Regions from separate parts of the Homo sapiens genome. Here all the other regions are linked to region 3. A link is an interaction called in ENCODE POLR2A ChIA-PET data of the cell type or tissue named here. Cell type or tissue: OCI-LY7. All regions are shown on one strand.

Region 1 (4,000 bases), 89 kb after region 3:
AAAGTTCTGTATATAGCAGGTTATACTTATTTCTCAATAAGGTTTATTCTATGGGTCTCTAACTGGAGCTAACTTAATTATCTAAGTAACTTAGTAATATACTTAGTTACCTAGTTACCTAAGTAACTAACCAAGTGTTTCTCAAACTTCAGTGTGCATCAAAATGACCTGAAGGGCTTGTTAAAACAGATCGCAGGGCTCCACTGCCAGAGTTTCTGATTTAGTAGGTCTAGATAGGTCTCCTATGCTTTGATTTTGCTTTTTTGTTTTGTTTGGTTTTGAGGAAAAGTTTCACTCTGTCACCCAGGCTGGAGTGCAGTAGCACGATCTCAGCCCACTGCAACCTCTACCTCCCGAGTTCAAGTGACTCTCATGCCTTAGCCTCCCAAATAGCTGGGATTACAAGTGTGTGCCTCCATATTTTAGCAGAGACAGGAGTTTGCCATGTTGGCCAGGCTGGTCTCGAACTCCTGGCCTCAAGTGATCCTCCCTCCTTGGCCTTCCAAACTGCTGGGATTACAGGCATGAGCCACCACGCTTGGCCTGCTTTTGCATTTTTGATAAGTTATCAGGTGATGTTAATGTTGCTGTTTCTCAGGACCAAATATTGAGAACCACTGGTCTGATCTTTTAGGTATCTTAAAACAAGACAAATTGCTATGTGGTGGGATTTGTTATTTTTGTTACATACAGATTTGGTTATCTAAATATTTCAAAAATAAGCATTTTAAATGCATATAGACTTTTAGATAAATCAACAATGGCTATATCATAAAACTGTAAATTTCGAGACTTAGACATAACTCTAGAAGCTAAATATGATAAAATACACACCTGCTCTCTGACATTTGAAACCCACTGATCTAAACCAATGATTCTCAGTGGGGGGGCCAATTCTACAATCCAAAGGACATGTGACAATGTTTGGAAACTTTTTTTTTTTTTTTTTTGAGGTGGAGTCTCACTCTGTCGCCCCAGGCTGGAGTGCAGTGGCACAATCTCAGCTCACTGCAACCTCTACCTCCCAGTTTCAAGCAATTCTCATGCCTCAGCCTCCCAAGTAGCTAGGATTACAGGCACCCGCCACCACACCCAGCTAATTTTTCTATTTTTAGTAGAGATGGGTTTTCGCCATGTTGGCCAGGCTGGTCTCAAAAACTCCTGACCTCAGGTGATCCGCTCGCCTCGGCCTCCCAAAGTGCTGGAATTACAGGCATGAGCCACCGTGCCCAGCCTCTGGAGACATTTTTAATTATCCCAACTGTGGGAAGAGTGGGTGATGGTGCCAGGATCTAGTGGGGAGGGGCCACAGATGCTGGTAAACATCCTATCATGCACAGGACAGCCCCCACAACAATTGTTTTGACCAAAATGTCAATAGTGCTGGGACTGAAATACCTCAAGGTTGGTTAGAAGGTGAGAGTCCAGCACAGCCTGGAGATTAAGAACCCAGCATGGGCCGGGTGCTGTGACTTAGGCCTGTAATCCCAGCACTTTGGGAGGCCGAGGCGGGCAGATCACCTGAGGTCAGGACTTTGAGACCAGCCTGGCCAACATGGTAAAACCCCGTCTCTACTAAAAATACAAAAAATTAGCTGGGTATGGTGGCAGGCACCTGTAATCCCAGCTATTCAGGAGGCTGAGGCAGGAGAATCCCTTGAGCCCGGGAGGCAGAAGTTGCAGTGAGCTAAGATTGCACCACTGCACTCCAGCCTGGACAACAGAGTGAGACTCTTTCCCAAAAAAAAAAAAAAAAAAGAATCCAGCATGCCCAGGAATCCTTCTGACTATGGAGACACAGAGCCACACACACCAATGAACTCAGATAATGCACCCTGCACCCCCGATCAAGGACCGGCTATAAAATAAAAGCAATCGGCCAAGCGCAGTGGCTCACACCTGTAATCCCAGCACTTTGGGAGGCTGAGGCGGGCAGATCACCTGAGGTCAGGAGTTCGAGACCACCCTGAAACATGGAGAAACCCTGTCTCCACTAAAAATACAAAATAAGCTGGGCATGGTGGCACACACCTGTAATACTAGCTACTCGGGAATTTGAAGCAGGAGAATCGCTTGAACCCAGGAGGCGGAGGTTGCGGTGAGCCGAGATCGCGCCATTGCACTCCAGCCCAGGCAACAAGAGCAAAACTCCGTCTCAAAAAAAAAAAAAAAAGCAATCATAACTGAAATCCAAGAGGAAGCAAACTGAGTGAGGCAACAGCAACAGACAGCAGTGCCCTGAAAGGACCAAGAAAGCCCTAAGTGAATGAACAGGCACCAACTACTGATGTTTTCTTTTTTTCACTCTAAGTAACTGGGAAGTGAAAGAGGGACTTGAGCATATATCTAAATACATGCAGATCTGCAATGAAAGCAAGATGAAAAACAGATACGTATTGGAAATGCACAGCGTTGTCCTCAGAGACAAATTTCTCAACACTGAACTTGAACCCTTTCTTTAAAAAAGATTTCTCAAAAGCAGTGTACCCTCTTTAAGAACAGCAGAGTGAAAAAACATTCTAAACCCATTTCTGTAGACAGTCTGTACTGGCTTAAAATAGCTCTGAGCAGAGAAAACATAACAACATGTACCTTGTACAGGGCCAGGAAGACATGCAAAGTTGAGGTATTTCTTTTGAAATATTTATATAAAATATATCTGAATAATCTGTGACTCAAATATACAATTAGATTCTTTTAATCAAAGCATTTAGCATTATCACGACACTACCCCTAACAATAACAGCTAAGACTTACTCATGACTTACTATGTGCCAGGCACTATTATGAAATATTTTATATGTAATATCCCACTTAATTTTCAAAACAAAGCTACAATGTAGTTTTTTGTTATTACACCCATTTTACAGATGAAGAAAGTAAGGCACAGAGAAGTTAAATAACTTGGCCAAGATTAAATGTTAGCAAATGCCATTTCAGAATTTAAATGTAGGCACACTTACCTATTAACACAGAAAATGGGAGGCGTAAAATGTAAAGACATTGAAAAAAGAAGCCATTCCTGAATTTAAGGCTAAATATATCACCACAAGCATCTCTCTCTAGAATATTAAAATGTAAAGCCCTACTCTGATGAATAAAGAAGTTGGCTACTCCCAGAGAACACAGAAAAAACGACGTGAGCATGAAGCCTTCCTGCATATACAGTGTTGCTGACACCACTTGTTCAGTTCTGCGGACAACCTGCATATGTCAGGTGTAAAGACAGATGCCACTTTCATTAAATCTCTGCAGAAAGAACACATAAATGGAACAATGCTTAAGAAACTCCAAGTGACAAGGTGCTAATAGCCTTTCCTTTGCTCCAGATGCTGTATTAACAAGCAACCCTGGACAGGAAAGATTGGACCAACTTCTCGCATCCAGGCTTTGCCAAGAAAGAGAGAGAGAGATATTGAACAGAGAAGACCCAACATGTTCTCCACAGAGACCACTTCAGAGAGAGTAAAATGATAGAGGGTTAAGTGCTATTTAAACTCCAAAAGTTTTTTTCTAGAAAGGCAAACTGTTGAAAAGGAAATCGCTCCCAGAACTTTACAGTTAATTCACAAACAATGAATTTGGGGGAGATAAAATTCTGATAAGGAGCAAGACATCCAAGATGCTTGAAGGGAAACATCTGTACACCCAAGCCAAATATGTGACTACGTCACTCTGTGCAGCCTAGTTTTGATTATCAACAGCACAAGCAGTGACTGTGATTCAGTGAACAAAGTTGTACAAAATGTTTCCCCAAACTTCAACATTTGTGCTGTCCCAAGGATGCTGGCAAAGAATATAAATTGGACCAAGAGATTTAAAAGAAAAGGAGCTGAGGCTGGGCATGGTGGCCTGTGCCTGTAGTCTCAGACACTCAGGAGGCCAAGATAGGAGGAGTGCTTGAGTCCAACAGTTGGAGACCAGCCTGAGCAACAAAGCGAGATGCCACGTTTTAAAATGCTTTAGTTAGTTAGTTAGTTAGTTAGTTAGTTAAAGATAG
Region 2 (4,000 bases), 820 kb before region 3:
TCTTTAAACAAACCACATCTCCAAGACATCTGGGGCATAACTGTGGAATGACGACATATCTTTTTTGAACAATAGACAATGAGATCCAAGCAGGAAGTAACAAAGACTTTATTTTCAGAGGGAGAAGTAATCCCAGGATGGAATGAGCGCTCTGTGGCAGTGAAGGGGAGCTGGAATATATATATGCCTTACAGAGTCAACCTTACATACAGATTCAGTAGGTTTGGAAAAATTCTATGAGTATTCATGAGGGAGGAGATGAAATCACAAATCCGTCTCCCCGACCAAAATTGGGGGGCTTATGTAGCGAGAAGGGCGAGAAAACAGGAAATCAGGGAGGGATAAGGACGCAATCATGATGGATGAAACATAGGGAGTCTCACGGTCTCGATGCAAGTGATCTGGTGTTTCAGTTCCTGCCTCAGGCAGGAACATGAGTTCCTAAACATGAGTTCCTAAACATTTGTCTCATGTGAGATAAATGCTAAATTTCAAGCTTTAGGGTTTAAAGAGAGTCAAATTCTTTTATTCAAAAAACAGCAAATATCATAACTTCTAAGGGACAACTGGGTTGGCTTAATAGAATTCCGAAATGAATGCTTGCAACCTCTCCTTGCGTGAGCTTATCTACCCCAGGAACTTCTACACACCTAAACTCGGTCGTTAGGTTAAGTAATAGAAAACAGGCCGCTAGAATTTAAGGCCCACACTCCTTTCCAGGAAGATGATTGGTTGCGCTAATTCGCGGGTCCGGCCCATTGCCAGGCACCGGCTTTGTTCTTCGCTCTCCGCCATTTTGAGCGGTTACGCAGTGTCTTGCGGTTTTCCCACTTATGTCGAAAACCATGCATTTTTAGGTACTCAAAATAAAAGTGGTAAGGTAAACAGACACTATTACCCTAGCCTTTTCAGTGCAATCTAAGGCCCTACTACAATAAACATAAAAGGATCGTAGCCTAAAAAATCGTATGCCGAAACCCCAAATGTAATTTGGAACGAAAAAAAAAAAACGGCTGAAAAATATACGTACCTGTTGACAGGAACAATTAACTTATAAAGAGACCAACCAATCGTCTAACAAGTCATGAGCTCTTTTGCGGAAAACTGTGGGCGGCCCTGAAAAGGGCCTTTGATTTGGGAAGTCGAGATGCTGAGTCGTTTAAGCGGTAGCATTAGCCGCCGAAGCCGTAAAGAGTGCGTCCCTGTCTCTTCAGCGCGTAGACCACATCCATCGCTGTCACTGTCTTGCGTTTGGCGTGCTCCGTGTAAGTCACAGCATCACGAATCACGTTTTCCAGAAACACCTTCAGAACCCCGCGAGTCTCCTCGTAGATGAGACCAGAAATGCGCTTGACACCCCCGCGACGAGCAAGGCGCCGGATGGCAGGCTTGGTAATGCCCTGGATGTTATCTCGCAGGACCTTACGGTGACGCTTAGCGCCTCCTTTACCCAGTCCCTTTCCGCCTTTGCCGCGACCAGACATGACCAACACACCAACGAAAATAGCCGCAAAAATCTGAAAAACAAGCGACGGTAGTATTCTTATATGCCGGGAATTCGGACCTAAATGAAGACTGAAAACGCGCATACGGGAACTTTGGTGCTGCCTGCTGGCCCTACCCTTCACAGATCAGACTGGGATGACGTCACCAACGACTCCAGTTCCCGCCGGCAGAGTCCGCTCTCCATGGAGTCATCTCTGCAAGTCTTGCGTTCCCAAAGAGGAAATTTAGGCATATTTTAACAACTAAATGAGATTAAATACATTAACATGTTTAAAATCATTTGCTGCTTGGGATGCTCTAGGACGATTGAACAGGAGCTTTGGCTCACAAGACCGGAACTGCAGTAATCTCCTTCCATGAGGAGTTCAGCTTTGTCCCCATAGGCACGGTTCCTCTGGCATTTCTGCTGCTTGCTCTCTTGGGGACGGAACCCCCTTAGGAAGTGTTTGAAAACTGCAAGATCTCACCCTCTCCACCACCAAGCCAAGGGAAATCTGACCAAAAGGATTTTCCTCCCGAAGAGAAAAACACGGATAATTAGTGATCCCGCCGGGCGTTGTGGCTCACGCCTGTAATCCCAGCACTTTGGGAGGCTGAGGCGGGCGGATCACCTGAGGTCGGGAGTTCAATACCAGTCTCCAACACGGAAAAACCGCATCTCTACTAAGAATACAAAATTAGCCGGGCCTGGTGGCGCATACCTGTAATCCCAACTACTTAGGAGGCTGAGGTAGGAGAATCATTTGAACCCAGGAGGCAGAGGTTGCGGTGAGCCCGGATCACACCATTGCACTCCAGCCTGTGCAACAAGAGCGGAACTCCGTCTCAAAGAAAAGAAAAAAAAATTTTTGATCCCATGAATTCTGGTCCTCGCTGTGGACGCCCGTATTACATTTTTGGCTTATTTTTCTTTCTTCCCTGTTTATTAAAATTTATAATTATCATTTAAATATCTAGCCAACTCGCACATCTAAACCTAGAAACTCACTGGTGTGTTAATGTTTACTTCTCTATTGTTAGTTTTCTGTTCTCTTTGATGCTGGTAGCAGCCTTTATCACAAGAGAATTGGCAACGTGTAATGGGCCAAGTTATTAAATAGGCGACTTCCTACAGGCTTTTAAAATAAAAGGTGTTGGGACTCAGAAAACAATGCTACAAAATGAAGGCCTCCGTAGTAACTTTTTCTCCTTCTCCTACCTTCCTCTTTCTCCCTCCCATTCTTCCCCGAAGCTAGCTATAGGAACTAGACTGCTTCCTTCCCAAGATGGAACATATAAACCAAAGCTAGACTCAAAGCTAGCCATAAAACCTAAAAAATATGAATCCAACTTTCCTTCTGCCTTTTTGTGTAAAAACTGGCAGTAAAGAAATTGCCTGGCCTACCTCGTTTGATTGTAGGTCATAAGACCCCGATTCAAGAGAGGGCTTGTCCTATTCCCAGGAGGAGAGAATGCTGCCCAAGAAAGTCCAAGAATATAGACAGGCCTTGCTGGGCTATTATCATTAGCTCAGTCTATTAGCATTAGCTCGTACCCTTTGTGTCCAATCATATTTCTACACAGCTGTCCCTACTTTGTTGAATCTAAGCATAAAAATGTATGATTTCCCCTGTATCTTTGAGTCTTCAGTTCGAAGGCTACTGGGTACATGTTAGTTAATTTGTATGCCCTGCTAGGCATGCAAATGTTAGGACTTCTACTGTGAAAAGAAATCAAATATGTAGAAACTAAACAAAAAGGAACTGTAAATTGCTGCTGTTAAAATGCCAGCAATATCAAAACTCTGTGAGACTGTGATATTTAGGAAGAATTTACATGCTTCTATAATAATTTTAATAGTATTTACATATTTGTATTATATATATAAAATTGTAATTTAATAGAACATTAGTTAATACATTACTGAATTTTTTTTTTTTAAGTTTTTTCGGCTGTAAGTTTATTCAATGCAAAACAATCCTCTCCAGTTTTACTGAGGTGGCTGACCAGGCCCACGACCAAATCTGCCTCTAAACTGGAATTCGGTTGTTGACCCAGCCCCAGCCTTGGCTTTCTTGTCAGCACCAGGGGACACAGCACTCCGTCTGTAGGTATCTCTGTCGGCTTCCCCTCTTGTGAGTCTTGCAGGTTGCTCACCCTCCAGACCTTCAGGCGGAGGCCTGCCAGTCTCTGGACGGCTGTGGTGTAGGGTGGCAGGCACAATCTCTGTGGGCAGATGAAGGTAATTACAGAGATACTGGATGCCCTCATTGGTAAGGTACCACTAGAAATGTCTCCAGGCAAACTGTTCCTTCAAGTAGCCCTGGGACTTGAGAGACTGCATGGCCTTCATGACACGAAGGTTGGGCACATTCTTGTCTGCCATTTCTAGGTGCTTAGGCATATGGACATCCTTCTTGGCCACCATGACTCCCTCCTTAAAAAGGAGTTCATAAATGGCAATCCAGTTCTTCTTACGCATCAACATCTCAGCAGCTGTAGGGTCCCGGGCTGG
Region 3 (4,000 bases):
ATCACTGGGCAGAAACAACTCATTGCTTTTTCCTTTTCACATGCTGACTCAAGTATTCCTGGCATCATTAGTCATGTTTCATAGTGTCTAGAATAAAAACAAACTGACATCCAATTCCAGCAATTATTCCATTTTACACTTTGGAGAAAAGAAGTGATCGACACCTTCCAATCTGCCTAAAATCTCAAGCAGCTAACACTTTTGCAAAACAATTTGACTATGCCACATGCCTGTATCCCCAGCTTCTTGGGAGGCTGAGGCAGGAGGATAGCTTGAGTCCAGGAGTTCAAGGGCAGCCTGGGCAACACAGCAAGACCCCCCCAAATCTCAAAAAAGAAAACAATACAATATGACTAAAAGAAGATTTAAAGTTATGCAAAACATATAATAGACAGTGTCATAATTTTTAAACCAATGAGAAGCTGAAAGATTCTTTTGAAGTTTGCTTATAGACTCCAATTAAGAAATAGAAGTCCTCCTCATGTCTTCTCAATTAAAACCATTCCATTTTCTACTGGCAGAGCATCTGTGGATGAGACAAGCACAGTGCCAGGCACTTGGAAATGTTTGGTGAGTACTGAACGTAAAACATGGAAATGTGGGTTTCTCTAGTAGTGGAGGCAGGAAATCCCCATCAGTAAGGAGTAAAAGCTAATTCCCCTTAGGGCAGTCATTCCTACTTTCTTGGTAGTGCCTGTTAAGTAGAGGCCAGGTGTGGTGGCTCATGTCTGTAATCTCAGCACTTTTGGAGGCCGACACAGGAAGATCGCTTGAGGCCATGAATTCAAGACCAGCCTGGGCAACAAAAAGAAGCCTCCCTTTTTTGTTACAAAAAAATTGTAAAAATGTGCTGGGTGTGGTGGTCTGTGCCTATAGTCCCAGCTGCTACACTTTGAGAGGCTGGGGTGAAAGGATTGTTTGAGCCCAGGAGTTGCAGGCTGCAGTGAGCTATGATCATGCCATTGCACTCCAGCCTAGATGACAGAGCAACACCCTGTCTCTTAAAATAAAATAAAATAAAAAAAGGCCAGGTGCGGTGGCTTATGCCTGTAATCCCAGCACTTTGGGAGGCCAAGGCAGGTGGATCACAAGGTCAGGAGTTTGAGACCAGCCTGGCCAACATGGTGAAACCCCGTCTCTACTAAAAATACAGAAAAATTAGCCAGGCATGGTGGCGCCTGCCTGTAATCCCAGCTACTCAGGAGGCTGAGGCAGAATTGCTTGAACCCGGGAGGCGGAGGTTGCAGTGAGCTGAGATCGCTCCACTGCACTCCAGCCTGGGCGACAGAGCGAGACTTCATCTCAAACAAAACAAAACAAAAAAAGTAGAGAAATCCACATCTAAAAGACAAAACATAATAAAACTGTTGTGTGTGCTAAATACCTTCATTTCTATCACCTAATAGTAGCTATTTTAACTAAGGCAGACATCACCAAAAAAAATTAGCCTTTCAATACTCTCCAGCCTTTACTCTACTGTTGTAGAGAGAATAATGATGCCAAATCCAACATAACTTGACATCAAGAAACGCTTCTACATCAAATGAGTTTCAAAACATCCAGAACACCTGCAGACACATTGCAGGTGTAATGCTACAATAGTAACATGGTTCAACAAGGTCTGGAGGCCTCAAACAGTGAGGATTTTTACTTCTACTTGCCTATCTGCTCAAGATCTTTTTCTCTTTTTTTCTTATGAACTGTTTCTCTCATCGTTCTGTTCCTTCCTTTTCTTTCTTCCAACAGATACCCAAAATGACAGAGTCCATTTGCCAACTCACAGCTAGAGGCAAAGAAATCATTACCCACTCGGAAAAGGGGCCCATAGTTGCATCTGGTGATTATTCTCTATTTCATACGATGCTTTCCCTGAGGCCTCAGTCTTCTACTGAAAATATTTTAATTGTAATTATAAAGTCATGACCATCCACATGTATAGCTGGTTTGCTTCAATTAGAAGTCACTGCAACCAAAAAACAAAGCACTTTCAGTTCCTCACACTCATTGTGTTTAATGTTTCCATTGGTTGAATCTCATGAATGGCTCACTGAATTGAAGAAATGCCCCCAAGTAGGAATTCTAAATTCTGCATCTTCAAAAGATGGTCTTCAAAATCACAGAAAGAAAAGCTGCTGAATTGCAGAATATATACTGCTATTGAAAAGGTTATAAATCTTTTAACTTAAAGAAGGGTAGAATTCTTCACTTAGAAAATTCAGAACAACTTATGTTAATGTTTCATTTGTCTTGAACTAGAAACTGTGAGCATAGTGTTCAACAGATTCAGCTATTCACTTATTCATTGACTTTTATATCTCTGCATATGCTCTTCAGCCTATTATCTGGGGAACTATCAAAGAAAAGTTGTGGCCCAAATGCTGGATTTGCCTGTTCCTCAGTTCATAACAAGTATTTCTCAAATGTAGACCTATAACTATAAACACTTTTAACTTTCCTTGAACCAGAGCATTTAAAAATGCATATAGTCTGTACATTAAATGTGTTCTTAGTGAAGTAAAAGGTGACATCATAGAGTGTTATCTAGTCTGTTGTGATTTTTTTTTTTTTTTTTTTGGAGACAGAGTCTCACTCTGTCACCCAGGCTGGAGTGCAATGGTGCGATCTCGGCCTCGCAGGTTCAAACGATTCTCCCGCCTCAGGCTCCTAAGTAGCTGAGATTACAGGCACCGGCCATCATGCCTGGCTAATTTTTGTATTTTTGTGGAGATGGGGTTTCACCATGTTGTTGGCCAGGCTGGTCTTGAACTCCTGACCTCAGGTGATACGCCCACCTCAGCCTCCCAAAGTGCTAGGATTACAGGCATGAGCCACCACAGCCGGCCTCATGATGTCTTGTATTATCTAGTACTATCATGATTTTCACCTATTGCTTGTTACTTTCATGCAAATTCTAATTGACTTTCAAAGTAAAATCAATAAAAATGACCAGTGTTTATATGACATTTACTATGTGCTGGACCTTAGTCTTTGCTTATATTAACTCATTTAACCCTCCTGACAACCCTATGAAGTGGGTACAGTTATTTCTTCAACGTCCTGGGCGGTGTTCGTTTTCATTTTAAAGTTCCTACTCCTAAACCATACTAACAAAGTTCAAGTAGCAAGATATCAGATTACAAACAACAAGCCAGGCATGGTGGCTCAGGCCTGTAATCCCAGCACTTTGGGAGGCTGAGGTAGGTGGATCACTTGAGGTCAGCAGTTTCACCAACATGGTGAAACCCCATCTCTACTAAAAACACAAAAAGTTAGCCAGGTGTGGTGGCAGACACCTGTAATCCCAGCTACCTGGAAGGCTGAGGCAGGAGGATCACTTGAATCTGTGAGGTGGAGGTTGCAGTGAGCCAAGATTGAGCCTCTGCACTCCAGCCTGGGCGACAGAGCAAGATTCCGTCCTCACCACCCACCCCACACACACACAAAGATTATAAACAACAAAATTAATTCCATGTCCTTATATCATACCAAGGTAACTGCTTTGACACTGCAAATAACCAGTGTGATTGGTAAAATAATTAAATGTATTATTAAATGTATTAATTCTTGGGCTATTTGCCCACAGCAAATTTCCAAGGTTAATCCTACCCTTCATTGTGCATGAGGCAAATACACTCGGATGTATCCAGACAGCAAGTTAGCTATGGTTGAGAGAAAGCAAGAACTGCAGGCAAGAACAAGCCCAAAAACAATCTGTAACCTGATTTTGAAAACTAAATATTAATTTCATCACCTTCTTTACCAAATCTTCTAACAAGTAGCAAGTCAGACTGAAGTTTCTCTCTCTTCCTTCCTCTCCATTCTTTGAGGTGCTAATGAGCAGAAAATGAGAGTCTAAGGCTCAGAATAATCTACAGACTGGAATAATGAGTCTTGGAAAAATTCAAGAGCTGAAAGTGAAGCCTTACTAATTTGCACCATGAAAGAGGCCATTTTTTATGTTAGTGCTGACTGATCCAAATCCAAAATAAAAATACCACCA
Region 4 (4,000 bases), 710 kb before region 3:
TATTTGCCTCCTACCTGCTAAAAACACCCATCATACTACCCACAGATAGCCATGATGCTTTTTCTGGGACAGGTGCCTCTTCCATTCGTGCAGTGTACAGCCTTCATAGCTGTGCAACTCACATCACAATCAGATGGAAGAATCCCCAAGGCTTGGTGACAGATGAGTTACTGGGTAACACAGAGAGAGGATTCAAAGGAAAAGTTGAACGGGTCCAGAAAATGCATAGATACATGTGTAAAAATCTGGTAAGGTTATGACTAGCCACGTCCCAGGGTTCAAAGCTTTTCTCAGATGTTAAAATGAATCATGTAAGTCCCCCAAATTTAAGGAGTCCTCTTCCAAAAATAGGAAATGAAATGACATAGGTGTATGTCTCTGAGGTGACGGAGGAAATGAAGGAAGCCTCTAGATGCAGCTTGAGGTTCATGAGAGACAGTTCCAGGGGAGAGGTCACAGCTAGGGATCACCGGCATGCAGGAACTCAGAAACCTAAATGGGGAAATCTTTTTGAGGAAATGAACAGAGAAGGCTAAAATCAAGGAGTTCGTCAGGCAATTTCTATGTTTAGGTTCAACTCTCTCCTGAAACATGAAGAGCTCATAAATGCACTCCCTCTTTGAGTCTCTAGTTTTGTCTCCTTCCCACAGTGAGTCTGCAGGCTGCGTGTCACTCACGTTCAGCTAAGACGTAGTGCCCCATGGCTCCTCCTGTGGAGACAAGAGACCCAGGAAAGAGGCATCACAAACCTAGGCACCATCTTGCCTCTTCTCTCTTCCTTATTTTCCTCATTCACCCATCTCAATTTAGACCTGGGCACTATTGGATTTCAAGAACCATTATCTCTCATCTGGAAATGCTTATTGGCTTTCTAACTGGTCTCCTCACCTCTCATCTAACTTCTTAACAACACATTCACCATATAAGGGAGATCGTGGTCCTCCTTTCTTAGGATCCTTCAATGACACCCCAGTGATCATAACCCAATATCCCAAAAGACCCTTGGACTCTGTATGAGCTGGCTTCTTTCTGATTCTCTTTTCCCTACACCACAGATGTTCAGGGGGTAGAAATGCATAATTGGTGAGTGATAGCTACGCAAACTCAGGGTTAAGGTACAGTAATTATTTCTAATCTCCCAGTATGCCTTATACTCTCCTACTTGGCATGGTTGCTCCGTCTGTGTAGACCTCCCATCATCTTCAACCTCACCTAATGGAATCCAGCTTCTCCTTCAAGATCCAGAAGGCTATCTTGATCCCCAGCTGAATGTGATCATTCTTTCCTTTGACACCCTAAGCATTTGCTTCCTGCCTGCTTTAGGACCTCATGGGGTCTTCTTTAACTACATTTACTTGCTATCAATTTCATTCCCTACCAGATTTGGGTTCTGAGAATAGCCACAGTGACTTCTCAACCTCAAAGCCCCTGTACTACCTTAAACAGCTCTTGCAAAATAGTAGGTGCTCTGAAGATGTTTGTTGAATTAGAGACTTTCATTCTGGGGAGAACCATTATTTTCTGTCTCCCAGGGAGCTGCTGGTGTCCCCAAAGAATATAAATGAGAAAAATGCTTCCCATGGATGCCAGATCCCCTCTGCCCCTCTTCCCACTGTGCCCTGGGGCAGAGGTACTAAGAGACTTCCCCCTTGTTCCTACTCACTTGAACCCTGCCTCTTCCTTAATATTATGAACAAAATTCCAATGAACAAGATGACGACAAAAACAGCAATTCCACTGATGACTCCAATGACTAGGGTGCCAGACGGTGAGGGCTCTAAAACAGAAAAAGCAAGTTAAAGCCTTTGATTGCCACCCTCAGCCCACCCCCTAACAAAGAGCAGATCCTCATCTCACTGCCATAATTACCTCCTCAGGCACTCCTCTCAACCCCCAATAGATTTTCTCAGCTCCTGGCTCTCATCAGTCACATACCCCAGATCACAATGAGGGGCTGATCCAGGCCTGGGTGCTCCACCTGGCACGTATATCTCTGCTCTTCCCCAGGGGGTACAGCCAAGGTTATCCAGCCCTGGTAGGTCCCATCCCCATTGGGCAATACGTCTTTAGGTTCGAACTCCTTGGCATCCATTGGCTGCTTATCCTTCAGCCACTTCATGGTGATGTTCTGGGGGTAGTAGTTCAAGGCCCGACACCGTAGAGTGGTCACTGAAGAGGTCACATGATGTGTCACCTTCACCAAAGGAGGCACTTGACAGGAAAGAGGAAGGATGAGGAGAGGGGATCTGTTTACCCTTGCCAGGAAGACTGGAACTTTCACTTCCTTCTATAGGTTGGAGGAAGGAAATACCCTTTTCAGAAAAAAACAAGCTACAGGAGAGACACCATTTTGTGTCCTAAGATTGGACTCTAACACAGTGTCACTTGGAGAGCAGTCAGATCAGCTTGTTCTCCTCACATGTAAATATACATATCTGTTACCCATGTTCTTTGTTCTGATAGATAAAATTGCCCTTTATGTGCATTGAAAATGATTGAATACAGATGGTCAGTTTCACCTGGGTCAACCTAGGAGGCATTGTTATAAGAAGCGGACTTGTAAGATAGGTAGCTTCAGTGATTATTGCTATGTTCTATGAAAGAAACTTTTAACCTAAAGGATTCTTCTACTCTGATAAGTGGCCTCACTTGATATTTTGTCCTGGTATTCATATGATAGCTGAGATCTCTGAATTCTCTTTTTTTTTTTTTTTTTTTTTTTAAGATGGAGTCTCACTCTGCTGCCTAGGCTGGAGTGCAGTGGCGCGATCTTGGCTCAGTGCAACTTCCGCTTCCCAGGTTCAAGCGATGCTCCTGCCTCAGCCTTCCAATTAGCTGGGACTACAGGTGCGCATGACTGTGACCAGCTAATTTTTGTATTTTTTTAGAGACGGGTTTCACCATGTTGGTCAGGCTGGTCTCAAACTCCTGACCTTGTGACCACCCGCCTCGGCCTCCCAAAGTGCTGGGATTACAGGGGTGAGCCACCGTGCCCGGCCTTGACATTTCTGAATTTTTAACAGGTATAAATATACAAAAGATTATTGGTTAAATAAAAAGCAAGGGCCATAGACACTTCCCTTTGAGCCATATGCATGGAGAAAAGAAATTAAACCCATGACTTGTGGCTGTCTCATACATCTCAATTATAAGGTAGAGACTCTAGGATTGAGAAAGTCCCTTCCCAGAATTTGGAGAGGCACACAGCCTCAGCCACCTCTGAAACTCCAACCAGGGATTCCGTGCCCTGCAACCTCCTCCACTCTGCCACTAGAGTATAGGGGCAGAAGTGTGTTTCCACCATACCTTGTTGGTCCAAAACACCTCTCCCCAGCTCCAGCAACTGCTGCAGCTGTGCAGGGCAGTCCCTCTCCAGGTAGGCCCTGTTCTGCCTGGCCCGAATCTTGTGCCTTTCCCACTCCAGCTTGGTGGGCCAGGCCCTGGGTTCTGCTGCTCTCCAATCCAGTGTGTCAGGGCAGAATTCAAGGTGGTCCTGCCCATCATACCCGTACTTCCAGTAGCCCTCGGTACTGTTGTCTTCTTGCATTTCACAGCCCAGGATGACCTGCAGGGTGTGGGACTCTGGAAAAATCCCCAGCCTTGTTAACTGCAACCAAAGGAATAGGTCCCTATTTCCACCATCCCCAAGGACCAAATGATCTCAGGAAGCAAATTCCTTCCCTCTTCCCTGCTCCCACAAGACCTCAGACTTCCAGCTGTTTCCTTCAAGATGCATGAAAAGATGAAAAGCTCTGACAACCTCAGGAAGGTGAGGCCCCCTCTCCACATACCCTTGCTGTGGTTGTGATTTTCCATAATAGTCCAGAAGTCAACAGTGAACATGTGATCCCACCCTTTCAGACTCTGACTCAGCTGCAGCCACATCTGGCTTGAAATTCTACTGGAAACCCATGGAGTTCGGGGCTCCACACGGCGACTCTCATGATCATAGAACACGAACAGCTGGTCATCCACGTAGCCCAAAGCTTCAAACAAGGAA
Region 5 (4,000 bases), 53 kb after region 3:
TGAAATTCCAAACGGCTTGTGACTCTGAGGAAAATATAAAGTTTACAGATACATACATTGCTCCTTAAAGGGTACATCTGAAACCCTAATTGAAATAAATCATTTTCTGGAACAAAGCAGGGCATAACTTAACAAACACTAAAATAAGTGTTCTGTGTTTCCTGACTTTTTTGTTTCATTTATTCAAGTAAGCAACATTTATTGAGTGCCTACCATGTCCTATGTACTATAAAAGGGGCCTGAGGGTACAAAAATGGAATCATACTGGTTTTCCAGGCTTAAAAGCTAGTAATACTAGATTGTGAGCAACAGGATGTTCGTATGTGCACTTTCATGAATGATTTACATCCATTAAGTCATTTAACCCTAAAACAACCTTAAATACTATTAATTAGAGATGAGAGCTGAAGCCCAAAGAAGTTAAGTGACTTGTCCAACGTCACACAGCTAGGAGCTGGGTTTGAACCCAGGCAACCTGAGACCACAGCCCACACTCTTCGCTACCATACTGCCTTAGGCTGCTCACAGGGGAGGTGAGTAGAGTACAGTCTGTCACTGGAAGGACTTCCTAGGGAAGCACATACAGAAGCTGAGTACTAATGGCTGAAATGGGGAGAGGAAGGTATTCTGGTCATAGGATGGTGCAACAACCTACAAGCATGGAGGGATGAAACCTGTCACTGTCAAGACAGCAAGTAGTTCCTAAAGCCAGAATGAGAAGGGTGCATGCAAACAGGAGAGGAGAAACAGCTAGAAAGCGAGACAGGGGGCAGAAAACAGTACCTAAAATCTGGGGGTTGGGGGAGACATTAAAGTTTTTATTTTTATTTTTTTTCTCCTGGAAATATGGAAGATGGGTGGAAGGGGGATGAACTAGGAAGCAAGTTGCAAAACAATCTAGGGCCTAAACTGAAGTAGTCAAATGGCCGAGAGACTATTTCATTGGGCCAGCACAGTAACAGAGCAGTAACAATGGCCAACACAGTAACAGAGCAGACAGAGATCCCACCAGGAGTGATTAACTTAGACACACATACTCTTCCTATAAAAGACACGTACAATTCCATATAAGGTGAGTTTCATTGCCTACAAAGGATGTAGAAACTAGAGACAATAAACAAAAATCTGGATGCCAGCACGGGGCAGGGGAAAGCGCATTGAGCATGGACTCAAGGCTTTAGCGCCCACCCTGCCGCCCCACAGTGAGCACAGCTCACCTGGCCACTCAGGTGCTGCGTTCTCTGAAATTAGTCTAGAAATGGACTGTAAGAACCCTTCTTGTACAGACAGCCTCTGAATACCATTTATCACTTGGGGACATGTCAGAATTAGTAAAACATGTAAAATATCTTCATCCTATTTCTCTCCTTTATTGGTTTATTTTAAACAATTGTTCACATTTAAGCACAGCTTCAGGAAAATCACAAGGAGATTAAAAACAGTACAACTATACACAGAAAATATATCTTTTTAAATATACATTGCATCAAAATGGAAATTGCTTAATAGCATTTTCCAGAATATAGAATTTTTAGAAACCTCATTTCATTTTCATAATTTAACACATCCTTATAATTTAAAGCCAGGAACCCAGAGTGATTATGCATTCCTTATCTTATAACAAAATCAAATCAACAGAGCTGCATGCTTTTCGGGATTTTCACGGATTAACTATCCATCTACAGAGAAAGCCTTAGTAATATACAAGAACTGGAATTACCAGTTGCAACACAAATTGCAATTTAAAACACACACACAGAGATCAGCACAGATGATTCCCAAGGAGACTTCCTACGCTTCATTGAAAGAAAAAAGCATAACCCCATGCAGGACAGTGAAATGAACAGAAGAGACAGGAAACTGAGTTTTTCCTCCAGACTAGCTCTTATTTGCATGACCTCAAGCAAGTATCTTAACCTATATAGAAACCTTTGTAAAGACAGGCTATTTCCAAGGACGGTAGCAAAGACGAAATGACAGAAGAGGTGTGAAGGGCCTATGGTTTCAGATTGTTACTGTTCATGCTTCAGAAAATGTCACCGTCTCCAGCAGCTCACTTCCCAACTTTGATCAGATGTAGTCAAGACTGGCCAACTAAAGATTTGCCAGCAAATTGCATCCCTTAGATCTGTGAGAAGCTGGCCTTTCCAAAGACCTCAGGTTAACACTGTGCTTAGTAGACTGCCACAGAAGGGTGCTGTTAAAGGTTCATCTCAGAACTAAGACTTTTTTAAAAGAAATCACAAGATAAATATCTACCAACTCAGCAAATGACTAAATAATATAAAATTAATTAAAAATTAATAAGAACTATTATATCAAGTACCTAGTTGAAAAGGTTTTAAATGATAACAAAATCTACAATGAGTTATCATCAAGGATCTGGGTCAGTAACAGGGAGAGAAGCAAGAAATGTGGGCATGGAGATTAGTTAAGCTGATAACTGCAAATTCCCCCATTTGATTGAGATGTTAATGGTTAGCAGTTGGTAGAAGAAAACAGAATTTATAAAAGCCAAAAAGCAATTTATCCTCTAGACAAATCACCAAGGCATAAGAAGAGAGACAGCCAGGGAGTACAAGTTCACATAACTATAATACATTCACTCTCTCTAAGTAATTAATCGGTATAAGTGAATCCGAATATATTTTTAAGGTAGGGTGGGGAAACCAAGGTACTCTGTGTGTCCAGAATCAGGAAGGCCTCTGGCCCCATGGCCTCCCTGACTCTGTTCCGGATACCTCTGCCTCAGGAAACCTTGCAGCTCATAGCGGCTACCTAACAAATTTCTCATCTTTAATACCAGGATCACTACTCAACCCTGAGCTACAACAGCCACCAGGGGTGTGTTGAACTGAGTCTTTGAAGAAAGAATAACCACTTTAAGTGTTGTCCTGCACACACATACACGTGGACTCACAGAACACCAGCAGAGGAGAAAGAATACAGGGAAAGTACATTCTAGGATCATGAAACTTATCATTGGTGTGATGCTGAGAAAATCTCTGAGCCAAAATTCATACCTAAGCATAGATAATATCTGGTACTAACATGTTAAAATACTAGGAGAAGAAAAAAGGCTTTTGTCTCCTTAACAAGCTATAAAACATCAGGAAGTAATGACAGTTATATGGAGCCTACCAGTTTTGCCAGAAATAAAGAACAACTCACCCATCCCCACTATGACTACAAAAAAATGACAACCTGTTATAGCATTTCAAGCAATATTTCAAGCTGGGTTCCAACTGAGAGATATTTATAGATGTCCCATTTAAAAACAAAAAAAAACCCTCCACTGTCAAATAGATTTGGGGAACACTGTTTACTAATCCTCCTCTTAAAGAAGCACAAAACATATTTTTATTTATTTACACAGTGTCTTGCTCTGTCACTCAGGCTGGAGCGCAGTGGCACAATCTTGGCTCACAGGAGCCTCGACCTTCCAGGCTCAAGCGATGCCCCTGCCTCAGCCTCCCAAGTAGCAGGGACTACAGCTGCACTCATCACTGATTTTTCTGTATTTTTTGTATTTTTTGCAGAGAAGGGGTCTTGTGATGTTGCCCAGGCTGGTCTCGAACTCCTGGGGTCAAGCAATCCACCCACCTCAGCCTCCCAAAGTGCTGGGATAACAGACATGAGCCACTATGCCCAGCCGCATATTCATTACAAAGGCTCATCTGAAAAGTTCTGCTGTCAAGAAATTTCTTTCTTTAAATTTATTTGACCAAAGAAGTTTTACTCACTTAACACCTTTAAGCGCTGGCATTCCAAGGGATACAGTGTAGTAAACAGCAGGGAGGGGACTTTCCACATTTCTGTAGAATCTCTGCTTTTCTGGGCAAGGTCATCAATCTGTACTATTCAGATGGACTTCCTCCACGTAGCAGGAATCACATCTGAGTGTAAACCATTTAGTCTCTCCAGCAGAAAAAGAGAGCCTCTCTCTTCAAGGCGGTATTTCCCTAGACCCCAATGAAGGACTCTTGGGTCATATGTCCAC

What was found. ChIA-PET counts read pairs that join two places held together with the same protein. Peaks named below come from ENCODE experiments on the same cell type or tissue, not always from the same donor. Only the 100,000 strongest peaks of a DNase experiment are listed, where the experiment ranks them.
Region 1: POLR2A ChIA-PET joins it to region 3 with 5 read pairs; 3 of 35 experiments call an interaction of 5 or more read pairs at or near these places.
Region 2: POLR2A ChIA-PET joins it to region 3 with 6 read pairs; 1 of 35 experiments calls an interaction of 5 or more read pairs at or near these places.
Region 4: POLR2A ChIA-PET joins it to region 3 with 8 read pairs; 1 of 35 experiments calls an interaction of 5 or more read pairs at or near these places.
Region 5: POLR2A ChIA-PET joins it to region 3 with 5 read pairs; 7 of 35 experiments call an interaction of 5 or more read pairs at or near these places.

Annotation. Positions count from the first base shown.
Region 1 is chr6:25,296,929-25,300,928 of GRCh38, reverse strand. The region is part of intron 2 of CARMIL1 (capping protein regulator and myosin 1 linker 1); the gene reads right to left. Among named protein-coding and RNA genes, the nearest start is that of CARMIL1, 20 kb to the right of the region's middle. In OCI-LY7, no CTCF peak of the experiment used is centred here; DNase peaks (open chromatin) are centred at 2,298 and 3,190; H3K4me3 peaks cover 1,196 bases; H3K27ac peaks cover 796 bases.
Region 2 is chr6:26,202,129-26,206,128 of GRCh38, reverse strand. It overlaps H4C5 (H4 clustered histone 5), which reads right to left and starts at 1,519. Exons shown (of 1, transcript NM_003545.4): 1 at 1,108-1,519. The coding sequence starts at 1,484. The coding sequence ends at 1,173. It also overlaps the pseudogene RPS10P1. RefSeq lists enhancers at 1-11, 1,332-1,471, 1,482-1,731. In OCI-LY7, CTCF peaks have their summits at 1,524 and 1,724; DNase peaks (open chromatin) are centred at 748, 1,638, 3,148, 3,618 and 2 weaker places; H3K4me3 peaks cover 3,846 bases; H3K27ac peaks cover 4,000 bases.
Region 3 is chr6:25,385,689-25,389,688 of GRCh38, reverse strand. The region is part of intron 2 of CARMIL1 (capping protein regulator and myosin 1 linker 1); the gene reads right to left. The region is part of intron 1 of LOC124901281 (a long non-coding RNA gene); the gene reads left to right. Among named protein-coding and RNA genes, the nearest start is that of CARMIL1, 110 kb to the right of the region's middle. In OCI-LY7, no CTCF peak of the experiment used is centred here; DNase peaks (open chromatin) are centred at 748, 1,568, 1,998 and 2,668; H3K4me3 peaks cover 3,602 bases; H3K27ac peaks cover 4,000 bases.
Region 4 is chr6:26,090,896-26,094,895 of GRCh38, reverse strand. It overlaps HFE (homeostatic iron regulator), which reads right to left. Exons shown (of 6, transcript NM_000410.4): 2 at 3,792-4,000; 3 at 3,307-3,582; 4 at 1,936-2,211; 5 at 1,664-1,777; 6 at 1-710. The coding sequence ends at 670. It also overlaps HFE-AS1. Among named protein-coding and RNA genes, the nearest start is that of HFE, 5.5 kb to the right of the region's middle. In OCI-LY7, no CTCF peak of the experiment used is centred here; a DNase peak (open chromatin) is centred at 2,265.
Region 5 is chr6:25,332,935-25,336,934 of GRCh38, reverse strand. All of the region lies in intron 2 of CARMIL1 (capping protein regulator and myosin 1 linker 1), which reads right to left. The region is part of intron 2 of LOC124901281 (a long non-coding RNA gene); the gene reads left to right. Among named protein-coding and RNA genes, the nearest start is that of CARMIL1, 56 kb to the right of the region's middle. In OCI-LY7, no CTCF peak of the experiment used is centred here; a DNase peak (open chromatin) is centred at 1,894; H3K4me3 peaks cover 607 bases.